2 separate regions of the Homo sapiens genome follow, and region 1 is linked to region 2. The links are chromatin loops, found by intact Hi-C in ENCODE. Cell type or tissue: spleen. All regions are shown on one strand. Links, peaks and the distances in the headings refer to the core of each region. The heading gives the core; the rest is flanking DNA.

Region 1 (2,909 bases), core at 213-2,712, 48 kb after region 2:
TCCACTGGGCCAGTGTAGAGGGATTCAGTGTCTTGGCACCATTGTATTTGCAGTCCAGCCTGTCACCACAGGCCATCTGCTTTCAGGTGTAGTGCTGGTATTAATAATAGCTACCATTTATCAAGCACCTGTGAGTAGTATATAGTTAGGTATTATAAGCTTCATTTTATAGATGAGACAACTACATTTTCAGCAAATCAAAAGTTGTAACTGACAATGCTAGGGTGTGAGTCCAGGCCTCGTGGCCCCCGAACTTTGGCCTTCACTCTGGGTCTTACATATTCGGCCCGTGACTGCCTGCTATCTTTCATAGGCAGGGTGCCTGACCAAGACGAATGTCACCACACACACCCCAACTAAGAAAAAAATAAAGTCCCAACGCCCCAAGGAACAACCCCTGCAGACTTAGCTTTAGGGGAACACACTGTACTCATTCCCCAGCCTTTGCTCAAGCTGACCCCGCAGCTAGAAAGCTCCACCCCCGTCAGCTCTGTTTATTGAAATCCTATTCCTCCTCCAAGGCCAGCTTCTCAGAGAGGCCTCCTCCAGCCCTGCCAGGCTGAATCACTCTTGACCTGTGCCCTGTGAACTCTGTGGCTTGCCAGCTGCAGCCCCACCCATTCCCATTCCACCTTGACCTCCTGCAGAAGAGGGAGAGACCAGGCCTTTCACGCACCGCCCCCAGATCGCCCCGTTACCCCACCACAGAGCTCTGCACACACTCAGGGCCCAGAAATACTTGTGGCGCAGAGACCAAGCCCAGAGTCTCTGGGAATGGCCATGGCCAACAGCACAGGTGATGCTGCCAACTTAGCAGGTGCCTCCGAGGGCTCACGCTGCTGCCAGCTGCCATTTTCCAGCCCCAGGAATGAAAACAGCCCTATGGTGGCTGAGCCACTTTTACGCTTCCCAGAAGCCAGCCAGCCCTGCCTGGGCTTCTGGCCAGGGCAGTCACAGCTCCCACCTCTCCCACCCACATCTCCTGCATCCCCCCTCAGCATTCCTGGACTGCTGTCAGTCCATCGGGGGCCTGCCTGATCTAGGTCCCAGTTTCTCTTCTTTGCTGAAGCCCCAACTCTGGGCCCAGCCCTCCCTGCCATCCAAGGACTAGTCCCAGACTCAGTCCCCAGCAGCAACTCCCAGTGACGCTCCCAGTTTCACGGCTCTGCAGCCACCCTTCAGCAAGCAGGCCAGATTCCTCCAGGTGCAGCACCAGCCTGAGCCAAGGCCAAGGCCACCAGGCCCCTTCAGAAGCAGAGCCTTGCAGGAAGCCAGCTCTGCAGCTTGAGAGGAAGCAGGCCAGACTCCCCCGGCCCCCATCACCCTTCAGAGCCATGGAGGCCTGCCTCCCCCAAGGCAAAAGGCCATGGGCACCGCACAGAGACTGCCGGGGCAGGGGTTGGGGGAATCTAGACCACGGTGGATCAGCCAAGGGGCCTGCTGAGGGTTTTAGCCTGGGGCTTAGTATCCCGTCCATCTGTCAACAAGCGTTTATCAAACACACAGGAAGGTTGTGGGGTTGGAAGAGCGATGGAATACAAGGGGACACGTGGCGGGTTTGACATCCTCTCTGCAGCTTCATTACAAGGAGCCTTCGGTGAAGGAAGCACCACCTCTGTTTACAAAGTCCCCAGGCTTTTATGTTATTTAAACTTTCCTGTATATGCTACATATTCTACAATGAACATGCTTTTATAATCAGAAAAATAATTAATATCCAATAAAACATAAGCAGAAAACAGACATAATATTAAATCAGTATTAAATCCAAACTTCCACATCTGTAGGGAGGTGCAGGAGAGAACGAGGGTTGGACTGGGCCCCAGGAGGCCTGGGTTCCTCTCCCCATCTTCCACCACTCCCCTCCCAAGGTGCTGTGCAAAAGTCCCAACTTCATAGCCTCAGTTTTCTCAGCTGTCAAATGGGAATAGCGATGCTGTGCTCCCCACCTGCCAGGCTTGTGTGAGAGAGATGCCATGATAATAACACCTGCGTCTCAGGCTGGCGAGAGAGTCAGTCCTGCGGGGCATGAGACAGAGCTTCATAAGAGCCCCACCTGTCCACTGGGAAGATGCGAGTGCCATTCTCAGTCAGCACCGGGCAAACTTAAGAGACATTCCAGCAAAGGAAACAAGACAAAGCCATTATAATCCCTGACTAACCACAAAAATGGTCTACTTAATCTGAGTGTGGGTGTCATTCACCTGCACGGGGCTCCCGAGAGAAGGTCCTGCTCCTGTCCCCATCATGTAGAGGGATGTTGTGGACCAGCCTGATGTCTCTCCCCTGCAGGCCTCCGGTCCATTCAGGAAATACTTGCCCAAAGGGCCAAGCTGCAAAACAGTGCAGAGGTGGGAGCAGGATCCACGCCTCCTTTCTCCCTAGAGAGCCCTCACTGCATTGCCGCCTGGACACCAGCCCCAGAAGGACCTCTTGTCCCTGAAGGAAGGCACTGCCCTGAGGATGGAGCTGACTGAAGTGACAGGCGACAAGTGCTTGGGGTCCAGCAGCGGGAGGTTGGCCTGCCTCGCCACTCTATCCCCCTAGGATGCAGAAAACCCCGGGTCTCCCTGCCCCCTAAGCATGCTGAACCCTCTCTCACTGCCATCTCAGCCTCTGCAGCTGAGGACCACAGCAGGTGTCCCCGACGCACCATTTGGAGCAGTGGTTTGACACATTATCCTCACTGCAGCCCAACCCCCTGGCCTCTGGAAGAAACTGCAGGGTTCTGAATTCTAGCCCAGGCCCTACCCTCGGGACTCACTGCCACTCAGGGTTATTCGAACGCCCTCCACTCCTGCTTTGGGCTTTTTTGTGAAAATAACTACTTTTGTGCAACAACAGCAAAAAAGCCTTGGCTGCTAGGATGAGATCTGAAAAGGGCAGTAGGGACAGCCGCTGGCTTTGGG
Region 2 (2,909 bases), core at 287-2,786:
AAAAGTATTTAAGAGATATATAGAATAAATCAATAGGGAGATAAAATAGAATTATAAAAGTATTTAGTTAACCCAAGTGAAGGGAAAAAAAGAGAAAAAAAACAAAGAACAGATAGCACAAATATAAAACAGCTAGGCCAGGTGCAATGGCTCATACCTGTGATCCCAGCACTTTGGGAGGCAGACGGCTTGAGCTCAGGAGTTCAAGACCAGCCTGGGCAACATGGTGAAACCCCATCTCTACCAAAAATACAAAAACTTAGCTGGGTGGGGTGGCATGCATCTGTGGTCCCAGCTACTTGGGAGGCTGAGGTGGGAGGGTTGCTTGGAACCTGGGGAGGGGGAGGTTACAGTGGGTCAAGATCATGCCAGTGCATTCTAGCCTGGATGACAGAATGAGACTCTGTCTAAAAATTTTTTTTAATAAAACAAGTAGTAAGATAGAGGATTTAAACCAGCTATGTCAAAAATCACAATGAATATACCAGTTAAAAGACAGAGATTGTCAGATTGGATAAAAAAGCGAGACCCAGCTGTATAATGTCTACAGGAAACCTACCTTAAATATTAGCACGGAACTGTGATGTGGATACATGACTCTATGCATTGGTCCAAACTCACAGAATGCTACACTACGAAGAATATTACTGTTATATAAATGTTAAAAACCAAATGGGATGTGGTAGTAAAGATGGCATGCAGACTGACAAGTGAATCTCTCGGTATCACACATGAATCTCATAACCACACAAAGGAGAGCAGAGTAGAAAGGAGCTGGCCTAAGTGACTCTGGCAAAAAGTGTTTCAACTGGGTGCCATAATGCAGAAGACAAAAAAACTGTACAGCAAACCCACAAAATCCCTGGATACAAAAAGTCAGCCCTCCGCATCTGCAGATTCTGCATCTCACGAATGCTGTATTTGTCGACCTGCGGTTGGTTGAATCCATGGATGTGGAACTGGTGGATATGGAGGGCTAACTGTACTTTATTTGGGTACTAGGATTGAAAAAATAAGCAAATCAATTTCAGATAATAGAAGCAGAGTTTCTCACTGTTGGAGAAAGAAGTTGCAAATAAGGAAAGTGGGAAACTGAATGTACCTTGTGGTCTGAATTGGAGTCAGATATAAACTCGTGGACTTTAAAATATAGAAAGATAATAGATAAGACGGATGTATGGATAAAGTAGAGGTGCATGTGTGTATTCATGGTTCCTATAATAAATATATTTTCTCTTTTCCACTGAGAGGGACTAGAAACAGTGACACCCCACTAGCAGTGAGCACACAAGCACCCCACGTCTTGGTTTTCCAATAAAAAGGGTCACTGGAGAACTGACTGATTCCAGGGCCAGAGTAGACAAAATGCCACATGAGCCTGGAGGATCTTATGGTAAGGAGGTGCCAAAAAGTAAAGAAAAGAAACAAGCGAGCAAAGATGTTGAAAGAACACAGGAAATTAGATTAGAACCGAAATAAATTTTAAGATATATAAATCCATACTGATGTAAGTAATAACTGAATAAAACAATGAATGGTGAAGACGCTACTTTTCCTTAAAGAAGAATTCCAGTTAGTACATGTAGAAAGAAAGAGGGAAACAGAAAATCACCATTAGAATGCCCCATTAATCACTACTGCAGCAGGATCCACTAAGGGAAGCTAAGGCGAATGGACGAAGGTAAAGAAAAGAGGGGATATTAACATAGTCTCAAACATTTCTAGCGATTAAAAGGGAAATTACAGTAGAAAACCTGGGAGACACCCCTTTAATCAAGTGTTCAGGGTTGACAACTCCAGCATGGCATGTCTGCACCATGTGCCCAACAGGCACTGAAAAGGGCACGTTCCTTTGTGGCCTTCATCCCAATAATGCATAATCGTGAAAACATTATACAAACCTGAATTGGGGGACCCTCTAACAAGATGACTGACAAGCACGCTTCAAAAGTGTCAAGATCATGAAAGACTAGGAGAGAATAGGGAACTGTCACAGCTTGGAGGAGACTGCAGAGGCATGACAACTCACTACATTGAGGATCGTAGATCAGATCTTGGACCAGAAAACCTACACTAGTAGAAAAACTGGCAACATTTGAATCAATTCTATGGCTTATTTTAAAAAAATAACTGGCTCAACATTGCCACATATGCCTACTATCACATGATTGCTAAAGTCCCAGAGGCTCGAGGAGTTTGGGAGGGGGAGGAGGGCTGAGAGGGTGCTGGGGTGGGAAGAGAGGCTGAAGCTGCTCTTAAACAGATGGGATCTGATCCAGACCTGGAGGAGCTTTGGACGACAACCAGGACAGATGAGCAGAGAAGAGATGGGGGGCGGGGGAGAGCGTGGCTGGGAGTAACAGTGGAGCAACACGTTTAGCAAACCTTAGGTAATGGGAAAGTTCAAAACGTGTTTAGGATTCACTTGCAGGTTATCACACAGCCCTATGGGTTTGTTGAGGTGTTAATATGGGAAGACAGATGGAGACCGATTCGTCATGGCCTCAGATGGCAGCCTAAGGAGTTAGCGTTTTGTCCTGAAGGTCCGGGAGAGCCATTAAAAGCTTCTAAGCAGGAAGTAAAACATTATGAAACCTCTGTTTTATTAAATGAATCTGGCTATGGCGGACATTTCATATGCCGGGCAGCAGCTGAGGTAGAAAGGGCTTCTATGATGGTCCAGATGCTTGGTGATCAGGTCAAGCTATGGCTGTGAATTGATTGCCATGGAGAACTGATGAAGGGACAGTGCATTTCCATCATCTTGAGTCTATGAGAATGGATCACTCCAGCAATAACGCTGCCAGTCACCACACAGGCTCAAGGTGGGGCCACAGTAGCCTCTCTGCCGTGCGTTAACTCCTGATCCCGCCCTTTGAGATGAGAGTCCTTGTAGCTTTATCTCTTAA

The links. A loop is a pair of places that touch in the nucleus more often than their neighbours do. Peaks named below come from ENCODE experiments on the same cell type or tissue, not always from the same donor. Only the 100,000 strongest peaks of a DNase experiment are listed, where the experiment ranks them.
Region 1: a loop joins it to region 2, with 8 times the contacts of the local background. A loop is called at or near these places in 2 of 110 quality-filtered maps.

The regions. Positions count from the first base shown.
Region 1 is chr2:11,678,208-11,681,116 of GRCh38, reverse strand. It overlaps a transcript of LPIN1 not described here. Among named protein-coding and RNA genes, the nearest start is that of NTSR2, 9.5 kb to the right of the region's middle. In spleen, for the core only: no CTCF peak of the experiment used is centred there; DNase peaks (open chromatin) are centred at 1,256 and 2,536; H3K27me3 peaks cover 631 bases.
Region 2 is chr2:11,725,902-11,728,810 of GRCh38, reverse strand. It overlaps a transcript of LPIN1 not described here. Among named protein-coding and RNA genes, the nearest start is that of LPIN1, 19 kb to the left of the region's middle. In spleen, for the core only: no CTCF peak of the experiment used is centred there; no DNase peak of the experiment used is centred there.